Regions from separate parts of the Homo sapiens genome. Here region 2 is linked to region 1. A link is a loop called in an ENCODE intact Hi-C map of the cell type or tissue named here. Cell type or tissue: psoas muscle. All regions are shown on one strand. Links, peaks and the distances in the headings refer to the core of each region. The heading gives the core; the rest is flanking DNA. Region 1 has its middle 18 kb from the start of MIR6728. Region 2 overlaps RERE (arginine-glutamic acid dipeptide repeats).

The links. A loop is a pair of places that touch in the nucleus more often than their neighbours do. Peaks named below come from ENCODE experiments on the same cell type or tissue, not always from the same donor. Only the 100,000 strongest peaks of a DNase experiment are listed, where the experiment ranks them.
Region 2: a loop joins it to region 1, with 7 times the contacts of the local background. A loop is called at or near these places in 16 of 110 quality-filtered maps.

The regions. Positions count from the first base shown.
Region 1 is chr1:8,845,088-8,852,126 of GRCh38, reverse strand. No RefSeq gene overlaps it. Among named protein-coding and RNA genes, the nearest start is that of MIR6728, 18 kb to the left of the region's middle. In psoas muscle, for the core only: a CTCF peak has its summit at 3,044 (motif pointing right); DNase peaks (open chromatin) are centred at 2,786 and 3,116; H3K27ac peaks cover 2,025 bases.
Region 2 is chr1:8,700,969-8,708,007 of GRCh38, reverse strand. The region is part of intron 1 of RERE (arginine-glutamic acid dipeptide repeats); the gene reads left to right. Among named protein-coding and RNA genes, the nearest start is that of RERE, 110 kb to the left of the region's middle. RefSeq lists silencers at 4,355-4,974, 6,690-6,789. In psoas muscle, for the core only: a CTCF peak has its summit at 4,366; a DNase peak (open chromatin) is centred at 4,507; H3K4me3 peaks cover 2,424 bases; H3K27ac peaks cover 3,366 bases.

The sequences.
Region 1 (7,039 bases), core at 1,099-6,098:
GTCCGAGTTTCCACATCCTCACCAACAATGGTTATTTTCTGGGTTTTTTGTTTTTTGTTTTTTTTAGACAGAGTCTTGCGCTGTCACCCAGGCTGGAGTGCAGTGACGCGATCTCGGCTCACTGCAATCTCCGCCTCCTGGGATCAATCAATTCTCCTGCCTCAGCCTCCCGAGTAGCTGGGAGTACAGGCGTGTGCCACCATGCCCAGCTAATTTTTGTATTTTTAGTAAAGACTGGGTTTCACCATGTTGGCCAGGCTGTTCTTGAACTCCTGACCTCAGGTGATCCGCCTGCCTTGGCCTCCCAAAGTGCTGGGATTACAGGCATGAGCCACTGCGCCCAGCCGTTTTTTGTGTTTTTAAATTCCATCCTAATGGTTGTGAAGGGGTATCTCATTGTGGGTTTGATTTACATTTCTCGAATGGCTAATGATGTTGAACATCTTTTCATGTGCTTACTGTCAATTTGTTTTTGTTGCTCTTGTTTCTGAGACAGAGTTTCTCTCTGTCACCCAGGCTGGAGTGCAGTGGCTTGATCAGGGCTCACCAAAGCCTTGACTTCCTGGGCTCAAGCAATCCTCCCGCCTCAGCCCCTCAAGTAACTGAGACTCCAGGTGAGCGCCACCATGCCCAACTAATTTTTTTGTATTTTTTGGTAGAGACGGGGTTTTGCCATGTTGCCCAGGCTGGTCTCAAACTCCTGAGCTCAAGCAATCCTCCAATCTCAGTCTCCCAAAGTGCGAGCCACTGTGTCTGGCCATCAACTTGTAATCTTGGAGATATGACTATTCAAGTACTTTTTTTTTTTTTTTGAGACAGGGTCTCACTCTGTTGCCCAGGCTGGAGTGCGGTGGCGCACTTGTAGCTCACTGCAGCCTTGATCTCCCACCTCAGCCTCCCAAGTAGCTGGGACTACAGGCATGTACCACTACACTCAGCTAATTTTTTTTTTTTTTTTTTTTTTTTTTGTGGAGTCGAGGGTCTCACAATGTTGCCCAGGCTGGTCTCAAATTCCTAGGTTCAAGCAATCCTCCTTCGCTTTTTTTTTTTTTTTTTTTTTGAGACAGATTCTTACTCTGTCACCCAGGCTGGAGCGCAGTGGCACGATCTCGGCTCACTGCAACCTCCACCTCCTGGGCTCAAGCAATTCTCCTGCCTCAGCCTCCCGAGTAGCTGGGATTACAGGCACCCACCACCACGCCCAGCTAATTTTTTGTATTTTTAGTAGAGATGGGCTTTCACTATGTTGTCTAGGCTGGTCAAGAACTCCTGACCTCAGGTGATCTGCCCACCTTGGCCTCCCAAACTACTGGGGTTATAGGCATGAGCCACCGCACCCAGCCCTTTGCCCATTTTTGAATTGAGTTGCTTGTGTTTTTTTGTTGAGTTGTAGAATTCTGATAGAACTGATAGTTACATGATTTACAAACATTTTCTCCCATTCTGTAGGTTGTCTTTTCACTTTCTTGATAGTGCCTTATATAACTTTTTATTTACTTTTATTTATTTATTTTTTTGAGCCAGGTTCTTGCTTTGTCACCCAGGCTGGAGTACAGTGGAACAGTCATAGCTCACTGCAACCTCAAACTCCTGGGCTCAAGTGATCCCCTCACTCAGCCCCCCAAGTAGCTGGGACTAGAGATGCACGCCACCACATCCAGCTAATTTTTCAAAATTTTTTTGTAGAGATGAGGTCTCACTATGTTGCCCAGGCTGGTCTTGAGCCCAGCTTGAGCGCAAGCCATCCTCCTGCCTTGGCCTCCCAAGGTGCTAGGATTACAGGCGTGAGCCACCATGCCCAGCCAATAGTGTCCTTTGATGCACAAGAGTGTTTACTTCTGATGAGGTCCACTTTGTCTATTTTGTTGTTGCTGCTGTGCTTTTGGTATTGTATTTAAGAAACCATTGCCTAATCCAAGCTCCAAAAGATTTGCACCTGTTAATTCCTTCTAAGAGTCTAATAGTTTTAGGTCTTTCATTTAGGTCTATGAGCCATTTGAGTTCATTTTTATATAAGGTTGCATGTGGATATCCAGTTGTCCCAGTACCGTTTGTTGAAAAGGTGTCTTTTTTTTTTTTAAAGCGTCTTTAAAAAAAAAAGTCTAAGTCTTAACTGCCAACAGATCACCTTAAAAACTGCTGAAGGACGGGCACAGTGGCTCACGCCTGTAATCCCAGCACTTTGGGAGGCTGAGGTGGGCGGGTCACCTGAGGTCAGAAGTTTGAAACCAGCCTGGCCAACATGGTGAAACCCCGTCTCTACTAAAAATACAAAAATTAGCTGGGTGTGGTGGCGCACACCTGTAATCCCCAGCTACTTAGGAGTCTGAGGCACGAGAATCACCTGAACCCGGGAAGCAGCGGTTGCAGCGAGCAGAGATCGCACCATTGCACTCCATTGCACTCCAGCCTGGGTGACAGAGTGAGACTCTGTCTCAAAAAAAAGCGAAACAACCAAAAACACTGTTGAAAATGTGGTGTTTTCAGACAGTGTGCTCAGAGGTCGTGGCCACTCCCAGTACACACCCACCCCCAGCTGTCCTTCTTGTTATTATTAAGAAAGAGCGCCGCTGTGCAGTTAGCACTGTTAAAACTGCTGCCTTCACTGAGCTTACACCAGGCTAGGCTAGGACTGGGAAAATTGAAGCTCTAGGTCGGCCAGTGTACAACCAGGACTCCTGGCCAGAACATACAATGCCTGAGGGCTGAGGGCCACGGGGCTGGAGAGGAGCTCTTCTGTACCGGGGGGGGTTGGAGGGGGTTAATCCTTCCCCCAACCTTCTGCAGGTGCAGCTCAGCTTTCCCTGCCATGAGAGCAGGGCGCCCCTGCATCCGCCTGCTAGGGGTGCGGTGAGACACAATATGTAAGGAGCCCTGGTCAGGGCCCTCATCCTGGCTACTCCTCCTGGCTACTCTATTTATTTATTTATTTATTTATTTATTTCTGCATATGAAAGCCAGGTCACAGCTACTCTTTAACTGTGCAGAAGGTCAGCTGGTGGTCCAGGTCCAGACGCGCCCAGGAGCTTCCTTCAGCCGCCAGGGGGCGCAGTGGGGCTGCCCCAAGACCCTGGGCCTCCGTGGCCTCCCCTAGCTGCTGGCTCTGCACGCTGCCTGGCTGGGCTGGCTGCCATCCCAGCCCTTCCTTCTCTCCAGCCCCAGCTGGCTGGCGCAGGTTTACTGTTGCAAGTGGACTGTACCCTGTGGCTCACAGGGACTCAGAGCCAGAGTGAAGCCAGCCCAGAGCTCTGGGCAAAGCTCGGTGAGATGAATGGAGCTGTCACTGGATAAAGGGAGATTCCCGGACAGCACATCCTTGTCAACACTCTCTCCTGTGTCACCGCAGATGCTGGGACGAGGCACAGCAGAGGCCATGGGACCTGGTCAAAGCGAGACTTCTTCCTTGGCCCATTTTGATTTCTTTTTTGTTGTCGTCGTTGAGACAGAGTCTAGCTTTGTCGCCCAGGCTGGAGTGCAGTGGCGTGATCTCAGCACACTGCAACCTTTACATCCTGGATTCAAGTGATTCTCCTGCCTCAGCCTCCCGAGTAGCTGGGATTACAGGTGCCTGCCATCATGCCCAGCTAATTTTTGTATTTTTAGTAGAGACGGGGTTTCACCATGTTGGCCAGGCTGGTCTCGAACTCCTGACTTCAGGTGATCCACTCGCCTTGGCCTCCCAAAGTGCTGGGATTACAGGCATGAGCCACTGCGCCCGGCCTCCCACTTTGATTTCTGAACCTTTTGGGTAACATCTCCTTCCCTCACATTTCTTGTGTGTTGAGGTCTTTTGTTCAGGCTTTCAGTGGATGAAAGGACAGAGGAGGAAACAGCTGTGGGAAGAGCAGCTGCTGTGCCTCCCTGCCTCTCTGCTTGGCCACAGCTCCCCTCCCTCTCTGGCTGCCCTAGCACTGAACTCTGATCTTCAGCAGTGAGACCTAGTACCTGCCTCCGCCTCACTGGGAAGCAAAGCCGCAGAGCAGGTGCAGCTGTGTGTGGCATGGCCAGCCACAAGCCAGAAAAACCAGCAAACCAGGGCCGGGAACAATACTTCCTGGGACCAGCCCCGGGGACCACTTTGGAAATGAGCATGGCAGAGGCAGCCACAGGGTGAGTACCCAAGTTCACGTGCACCTGCTTTAAAGGGAACCAGTGGGTTCTATGCCAAGTGCTCATATGGAGGGCATCTGTGGTCAGGCTGCAACTTCAGGGGAGAATTTCCACAGGTGTCCTGCACTGATTTCTGTCATTCCAAGTGACAGCACCTGTTTGAGGGAGTGCTCTAGGGCCATTCGGGGAGAATCAGTGACTCCACACAAGGCAGGGGCCCTGGGTGCCTGGTCTGGGGAAGGGCAGCCCGAGGCGGGGTCGGGAGTGATCAGATCCTTGGGTCTCTCCTCTTGGTCATCTTGGTCACACTTTTTCCCTGTTTTTATGGAATGTTGGGCCTCATCTCATCCACCAACATCAAAGCCAGCCAGCCAGCCAGCCAACCTCCATAGGAAATGGGCTGCAGTATTTGGCATAAAGAGCCTGCAGTGTTAAAAGACCCTTGTAAGTCTCTAGCCAACACCTTCCTAAGGCCTAGACACTGCAGAAATAATGCCTCATACTAGAGAAATATGACTTCCAGAGTAGAAACAGGGACAATTGCTGAAAAAACAAAGGCTTGACCAATCCTACTCTGCCCTAAGGGGAAGCTATGTGTTGGGGGTCTCTCACAGTAGGCGGTGGCCCCCTCCTCCTGAAAGAAGGCCACTCTCAGCTTACTTCACCAATAAACAGAGATGATGTCTCCACACTAATGTCACCCCAATTCAAATGACCTGGAAGTATAGAGACCTAGGGCCGGGCACGGTGGCTCACATCTGTAATCCTAGCACTTTGGGAGGCCAAGGCTCATTTGAGGTCAGGAGTTTGAGACCAGCCTGGCCAACATGATGAAACCCTGTCTCAACTAAACAACAACAACAACAACAAAATGAAGGCTAGACACAGTGGCTCACGTCTATAATCCCAGCTCTTTGGGAGGCTGAGTTGGGCGGATCACTTGAGGTCAGGAGTTCGAGACCAGCCTGGCCAACATGGTGAAACCCCATCTCTACTAAAAATACAAAAAAATTAGCTGGGCGTGGTGGCAGGCACCTATGATTTCAGCTATTCAGGAGGCTGAGACATGAGAATCACTTGAACCCAGGAGGCGGAGGTTGCAGTGAACCGAGATGACACCACAGCACTCCAGCCTGGGCAAAAGAGTGAGACTTTGTCTGCAAAGAAAAAAAAAATTACCCGGATGTGGTGGCGGGCGCTTGTAGTTCCAGCTGCTTGGGAAGCTGAGGCAGGAGAATCACTTGAACCCGGGAGGTGGAGGTTGCAGTGAGTTGAGATCGTGCCACTGCACTCCAGCCTGGGTGACAAAGCAAGACTCCATCTCAAAAAAAAAAAAAAGTATAGAGACTTAGAAATTCACTGCTGACCTCAAATGTGTGAGTCCCCCAAAAAGTATGCCCTGGCCTGCCTGGGTGTCCTTTGTCCTAACTGATCCCTGCAAAATAGCAGTGACAGCCTACTTATTAAATCTTGCCTGTACCTAAGTCCCACTCACATGGCAGGGTGGGGACTGGGGCTCCTCAGGGTTATTGTCACACGAGGTTCGGAGAGCAAAGTCCCTCAGGAACTATACACAGTGATGTGTCGTCAGACAGCACTTGAGACCTTGGGATGTAGCTCTTGCCAAAAACATGGTCACACACGAGCCAGGGGCAGAGGAGCTGCATTTATCAAACCAGCAGTGATGCTGGAAATCTATGTAGATGCTGGCATAAGCAGGCTCCCCACTTTGGTTCTCTTTTCTTCATAAGGGCTTTCTTTCTTTCTTTTTTTTTCCTGGACACCATAAGAAAACATCCCTAGGATGACAAGAATAACAAAAGTGTGCCAGATACAAAGCCTGTGAAGTGTTACGTTTGGGTTCCAAGCCATGTTTCTGCCTCCTTTGAGATGGTGGATGGAAGCTTACATTTCACTTGTCTCTAATTGCCTCCTTCCTGGAAAGGAGGGAAGATACAGCAGGTGACTGGGAAGGACGCAGAGGGAAAGGTGCAGAGAGCTTCCTGGGCTCTGCTATGCTTCCCAAGTCCCTGGGGCTAGTTTGATCCAAAGGCGAAAACAACAGCAAAGCCGTGCCCACGTGCTCGTCTGCTCCCCGGGGGGACCTGGGTTGGTGGACCTCGTCTGCTCCCCGGGGGGAGCCAGGTTGGTGGATCTGGGCTGATGGCGGCGCAGTGTCGGAAGAGGGCGTGGGTTTGGGGTCCAGTTGGTTCAGCATCTTTCATCTGCTGAACCTACAGCAGTGACCAATTCAAGGAAGTTTAAACCAAAAAGGACGTGGCTTCAGGCACGGCTGGGTCCAGAGACTGAGACGATGACATCAGGACTCAGCCTCAATCCATCTCTCCGCTTGGTGGCCCCAGCACCTCTGTAGGTTCAGCTCAGCACCCCTAGCTTCTTTCTCTCAATTGTTTCAGCAAAAACCCTAAGCCTGACTCTCATTGGCTCAAAATGGGTTACATGTGTATCCTTGAACCAATCACTATCGCCAAGGGAGATGGAATCACTGATTGATTAGGCCTGGGTCACATGGTCACCCTTAGATTCTGGAGATAGCTCAGCCTCGCCCAACAGAATGGACTGAGACTGGGAGGGGGGTGTTTCCCACCAGAAGAATGGGGCGCTGTGACTAGAGAAAGGGTGAATGCATGATGAGCAAAAACATCAATGCTCACTCTCTCAGAGCACTGATTCCTGCCACCGCTGGCTGTGTGGCTTTGGCCAGGTCACTTAACTTCTCTGAGCCTCAGCTGGAAACACAACTTGGTTCAGTCTTAATGGTTCCTTTCTTTGTAAAAACAGGAGAGGCTGGAGGTGTCCTGGGGTTCCTACTGTATCTGGAGGTTTCGTTAGAGTAGATTACAAGGTGACTTATTAAGAACTCAATTGCCTTGGCCCTTAGAAACAGAGGCTGTTCCTGGCAAACAAT
Region 2 (7,039 bases), core at 1,293-6,292, 140 kb after region 1:
TGATAAAATTTGATTTATAAGGGAAATTAAATTATCAATAATAAGAACAATTATAACAATACATTGTAATGAAAATTATATGAATGTGGCCTCTCAAAGTATCTTACTGTACCTTAGTCACCTATTTTTGAACTGTAGTTGACTCAGGGTAACTGAAGCCTTGGAAAGCGAAACTGTGGATAAAAGTGGAGTACTGTGTTACAAATCAAATCCTCTCCACCCTAGCATCCTATGCGGACATAGCTAACTGGTACTAATACAATCCTGGATTCAGTCACTGTTTGCTGGATGACGTTGGGGTGTACTTTTGACATTTTGACATGGGTGAGCTAAATTACTTGGTCTGAATGGTTGTACTGGATAATGCTATAGGAAAGAATGTTGATTGTCTCAGGTAACTTGATAGTTAGAATTTTGACACTTATTAGTGTTATTAAATGAGTGCTACTGTTTAAACTTTCATGTAAAAATGCAGTTTCCTTGCTGCCTCGGTGGTCTTGGAAAGTGGCCCAAAGTTGCCATCTTCAGAAGATATGGTTATGATTCTTCCTTTGCTGTGACAGAGCGGAGTGGTGGAGAGAGTCCATGCAGGGTGGTTGCTCCAGGTTAAGGGTCTGGAATAATGTGGGTCCTGTTCAGCTATTGCTAAGGTTCCCCTTCACATTTCCCCTGTGTGATGTTTCTGGTCATAGCTTTAATGTTAGTTTAACTAGACTTTCGATTTAATTATAACTGTTAGGATAAAGTCAGATGTCAGCTCACTTGGCTGCATGCTGAGGCCTGTAGAATATAGAGTGCTTTGCTTCCAGCCACATCTGTTGTCTCCTCTCATTATCTGTTAATGGTACTCAACTTGACAGGGTTGTTTTGATAAATGACGGGTGTTATGGAAACGGAGAGCTGGAATTTGTGTGGAATGGAGCTTAGGACAAAAAGAAGCAATGGTGCAGACCAGGCCAGGGAGATAACATGGGAACCAAGGAATCCCTTGTGGAATGCTGACAGTCATAATGAGTATTAATTTGGGAGGGATGTGGTATATCTAATATTTTTCATTTATCTTACATAATTATTCTTCCTATTACTTTTTCATGTGGTCATGTGCAAAACACCTGAAAAATTATAGTTTTTGTTGTAATAACTTTGATTTTTCCTCTTCACAAAGTAATTTACAAACTCATACTAATGAGGGTTAAAACAAATGTTTCACTTTGAGGAGTACACCCACCATTGAGTTCCTAGGTGGAAAGAGCTCTTTCGAAGGCTTCCATGTCAGGTCTGTTACTTAGAGAAAAAAACCTGAAAATAAAGTAAGTTCAGTGTAAAAGGGAGGTAAGAATGAACTCCCCTCATTCACAGCAGAATTTGGTAGTGCTTTTGCATTCTGAGAAGCTTTGAAGACAAACTAGTGTACAAAGTACTTTCTAAGTTTTATATTCTGTTTATATTGCTCTGTGTGTATACAAGATTTAGTCCTCTGTCCAGTTTACCTGTGGCTGTTTGCATATCCCTTAAGGGCTGGGTAATAGGAAGAACTTGGCTTGAATAAACTAGCGATGGCTTCTATACTTCATTAACTCTTAAAAAGTGTAGCTTGGAAATAGGACACTAGTTAGGATCTCTGTGTTTTTGAGTAACCCCAGGCACAATTATTTTATATCTTCATAAAATGGGGATAAAAATCCTCCTTTTTACTAGACTTTTTATTTTTCTAAATTTTTTTTTAGAGACTGAGTCTTGTTATGTTGCTGGACTCAAACTCCTAGGCTCAAAGGATCCTCCTGTCTCAGCCTCCTGAGCGGCTGGGACTACAGGCGTGAACCACCACTCTTGGCTTACTAGGCTTTTAAAGGTTAATAGAAGACATTCTTTTTTTTTTTTTTTTTTTTTTTTTGGAGACGGAGTCTTGCTCTGTCACCCAGCCTGGAGTGCATGGCAATATCAGCTCACGGCAAGCTCCACCTCCTGGGTTCACACCATTCTCCTGCCTTAGCCTCCCTAGTAGCTGGGACTACAGGTGGCCGCCACCACGCCCGGCTAATTTTTTGTATTTTTAGTAAAGACAGGGTTTCACCATGTTAGCCAGGATGGTCTCGATCTCCTGACCTCATGATCTGCCCACCTCGGCCTCCCAAAGTGCTGGGATTATAGGCGTGAGCCACCGCATCCGGCCAATAGAAGATATTCTTATTTGCATAGATGTTACTTATTTGAGATAGGCTTCTTTGTGCCAAGAAATGTGCAGAGAATATATGGAGTGAGTAAAGCAGTGTTGTTGACCTCAGTTCATTTATTCATTCAACAGATTTGTGTACCTGACATAAATCTACATGATGAGCAAACATATAGAACCTTCTCTATAGAACTCTATGGAACTGTTTAGAAGGGGCTATGAGTGTTAAAAAAAATCACACCCATGACTTACAAACGGAGATCAATGCTGTGAAGGAGGAACACAGTTCTATGAGAACTTATAACAAAGGAACTTGACCTAGAATGGGATCTCAGGGGAAGCTTCTCTGAAAAAGTGATGTTTGACCTGAGATCTGAAGGAGGCTTTAAACGGTCTGTGAGTGGCTGTTTGGGGCTGCAAGGAGATTATTCCTGCTCTGGTGGGAAGAAGCCTGCTGGCCTGTGGTAGAAATCCCTATACCTGGGGGAAGTGGAAAAACTGGTGTAACTGCAAAGTGGGGGGCTGGGTGCAGGTTGGATTAGCAGCAGGTGCAAGATGAGCACAAAAGAATTTGAGTGGCATAAAATGCTGTCAAAGCATTTAGAATCCCTGAGAGACTAGGTACAGTATGAATTCAGAATAGAGCGGTTTGCTTCTTCTCACCAGCCTTTTCCAACTCACTATAAACTGGCACTTTTAAAATGGTCTGTAGAAAAGAAAAAAGAAATTCTTTTCAGCCTGTGCCATGTGTCTGGATATAGCTGGTTAGAAAATTGGAAGTGTGTCCAAGTACAGGAGTAGCTTTGTAGCAAGGCTTTAGGATCAATTTCATCTCTGACATATATGGAGTAATCTCATAGCCACTTGGATATGAAGCAGATTTTCAAGTCACAGGTCCCCCTCAGGATGGTTTCACTGAGGAATGGTGTTTAGTGGAGCTTATAGCAGAGCTAGATTTGCACTACAGACCATCTCTGATTTGTATTGATCACAGCCACCTTTCAGGGGGGCAAAGACATTATGCCTCATCAGCTCTTGCTCTCAGTACATGTGCTGTGTTAGGAGTTTGAGACAGATATTTCTATGTCCTGTAGAATAACTTGATTTGTCTTTAAAGAGAGACCAGCAGAGTTATCTTTAAATAGCAAACATGCATGTGCATGTCTGTTTGGCTGTCTGTGGCAACAAAGCAGGACCCCTGGGTTCTATTCAGCCTGGCCCCACCCCCATCTTGTTGAGAGACTATAGGCAAATCACTTTAATCTGTCTAAATTTCTCTGTTTATTGGAAAGAGAGTACCTGATAATGCAGCCACTTTATAGGGCCTTGGAAAGTCTAATTAACATTTATGAAGCTATTTGAGAGTTCCATGAAACTTGCCTGGAAGGGGAAAGGTGTAATAGTGAAGATACCAGAAGTAATCATTTAAATTTTCAGCTTGTACCTTTCTAATTTGGGTTGACACTGAGTGAACTTAATAGTTAGAATTTGTATTTTATAGGAATACATTTAAAAAATTCCTATACAATGTCTTTGGGAGGACAAAATGATCTTGGCTATCACCACTAGAGAATACATGCTTTAAATGTACTTTAATTTTAATAAAATTTAGCAAGTTGATATATATATTTTTTACCAGAATTAATTGTGGGTGGGTAAGAAATTAGTTTGAAATTAACAGTTGGTAATCTGTTAAGATTCACATAAAAATTGAATTAATGAGGGAGTTTGGAATCTGGTAGCTGGTAGGTTATATGTTTATTTAAAGCCACATGGTAAGGAATGTGCACTTATTTTGCTTCCTTATTAGATGAATTTCAATCATGCACAATTTAAGCTATGTCTTGTCTAACAGATGGATCTTTATTTACTTGTGGAAAAGGGATTGGTGAGATTTTTAAACAAATGGCTTGCAGAGAATTCTTAATGTGTAAGGAAAACTGGGGTCAGAAGTGTTCTTTGACACGAAACAATGCTGCTTTCTCCCGGTGCATCTTTGAAATAAATGTTTAGCTTGTCTGTGATTGTTGGTTGTTTCATCTGCATTTATTAGACGTCAGAGGTGGTTGGCATTAATATTCCTGGCAGAAGCAGAGGCAGCTCTAGGATGTGTGAAATGCTGATCACTCACAGGGATGCGCTGCCTCTTTAATATCTTGCTTGCAGATGCATTTTCTAGCTGACCACGCTATTAAGAGCTGCCATCAATCACGCAGGCTCCCAGTTCCGGCTGTCGGAGGGGAGGGAGGATTGGAGCGGGTGGAGGCTGGCCAAGCAACGAAGGAGATAAAATTGCAGCTGGCATTGTGTGTGCGCGCGCCCGCGGCGGCGGCCAGCAGGGGTGCGCGCGGAGCGGGCTGGGCTCCAGCCCGGGTTTTGCCGGCCGCCGCCGTCGCGGGGAGTCTGCTCTTTCTCTCCCGGCGTCTGGGTCACCGGCATGTGGCAGTGCTGGCCCGGCCTCCCGGGCTGAAGGAGTGCGAGCTGAGTGCCGCGGCCGTGGGCAGCAGGCTCGGGCCAGGGCGGCCGCCTCCCTAGCCGCGGGCGGGGCCCCGCGCGGCCACCGCCTCCCGGAGCCGCCAAGCCGCCGGGACCTGCGCCCGCGCCGCGGTGCCCTGCGGCCGCTCAGGCCTCCTTTTGTTTTAGCAAGTGCACTTCACTCCCCGGGCCCCCACCTGCCCGCCTGCGCCGCCCCTTTCCGCGGGTCCGGAGTTGGCGGGGCCCTGCGCCGGAGGAGGAGGACCAGGCCCGCGGGCTCAGCTCTCGCCGCCAGCGGGCCGCAGGCAAGTGGCCGGCGGCCTCGTGCGTCGAGGGGGACGCGAATCTCGGGCCAGAAAGTTGGACAAGTGCGGGCGGGGGGCTCGGGGTGGGTGCACGGAGTGTTCCAGCCGACCCTAGAAAGATGGAACTCGGGTGTTCCTAAGAATGATGATGGCTTTCCAGGAACGGGGAGTCAGTATTTGCCGTGTCCCATTGCATTTCTGTTGGGCTCACTAGTTTTTAAGTAGCCCCAAACTCTTGAAATCTCAGTTAATTAAATCGAACAGAAAACATTTTTTTGAGGGGGGAGAGAAAACACTATTTAAAAATACATGTATATGTATATATTTTTATTTTTTTCTTCTGAAAGGAAAGTGCTTTTGAAGCCGAGTATAATGCAGAAGTCGCTCTTTGATCAGAAACTTCATTGCTTTACTGTGGAATAAACAAGTTTAAAAATAAAATGAATTTGATGGACTTGATTTGAGGCTACTTAAGTGACAAATGAAATTTTCTTCTTGGACCGAACTACTGTTATTTTGCCAGAGTAGCTAAAATGCGGAGGTACTCTTGACGATTGTTTTACGTTTAAATTGTTAAAAGAATTTTTTAGTGTGGGATGCTGTCTTCCTTGTTTCTCCTCTCTTGTTTACTCAACTCTTGTTTTCTGAAACTGTAGGGAGACCTGCTTGACCACTTTTTGTTTGCTGAGAAGGAAACTCCTGTAATAGGTTACTTTGTTTTACTTGCAGCCCTTAAGCGTCCCTGGCGCACATGTGCCCCGCGCTCTGTGGGCATTGTTTGGCTGGAGGCCTCTCAGCCACACGGAAAATCTAAAAAATGGTCTGTGAATGAACACGGGTGTCTACAGAGAAATTCCATTTTCCCTTTGTGCCTCTGTGTTTTAAGATTGAGACACTGAGTAAAAGTTGAGAACAGATTTAACAAAGTCCTCACAATTCTGTGCCAAAATTACTGTTTTGAGTTCTGGCTTTTTTTTTTTTTTCCTCTTTCTGGAAACTCCAAATTTAAAGTAGACATGATTTGAAACCTTACAGATGGGAACAATATCCCATGTAAGCACGTTGATCTGTGGGCAATTATTTCCAGAAGCACAACCAACTCTACATTTTTATGCATGTGTTAGACTTGGGCTCTGAGAGGCAGTTGCCTTTCTGAATATTTACATTGCCTAGTAAATTACACAAGGCAGATTTTTAGATGCTTAACAGCAGCTTCACAATAGTGTGGGGGCAGCAGAGTTGAGCTTGTATTTTTTTTTTCTAACTCTGTAATTTAGTAGTGTTTAAACTATTTTATAAAGATCCCTGGGACCAGTGAAAGATGGTTTTTCAGTCCAGAGCAGTTGAGCGCTCATTGTACTCCGGCAGGCGCTGGCGCTTGGCAGGCTGCACTTGAAATGTTATTTGATCTGGTTGCATGATAGAATTGACCAAGATTACACTTTTTCCCTCCCCGTGGCTGATGAAAGCAATGCATCTGCGAGAAGTGTTCAATAACATATTTAAAGACTTAACCCACATTCATTCACTCTAAGATTTCCAGAAAAAGGCCGTTTAGATTTTTGTCTTGTTTTGTGGTTTTTGCATTTATGAATTGAGGCAAGAGCTGACGTAATGTAGCTGTACCACTTCCTTTGTGTGTGTGTTTTTATAGCGTATAGGATATGTTACAATCTACATGGTTGTGATTATTTTTGAAATGCCTGAGAGAGGGAGGGAGGGAGTGTGTGCGTGTGTGTGTGTGTGTGTGTGTGTGTGTGTGTGTGTATTCCCCTCACCCCCATCCCGGTGCCTTCAGCTATATGGCAATTCATTTTTTACATTGTAGGTTAGGGGAGGGAAGACTGTGATGGTAAACCCCATCAACGTATCAGTAAGGCTCAGTGAATTGCCTGTGTGTGATGCAGACTAGCTTTTCATTTTAACTAGTGCAACTGTGTACAGCTGTTAGGTCAGAATGCATTGGCTGCTCCTACAGGGTAGTTTTATCTTACACTGAAGGTTTTATGGACTTGACTGGTTGTGTTTCTTAATCCCTCTCCCATGCCACCGTGCTTGCTTTTAAGCAAGTGATAGAACAAGACAA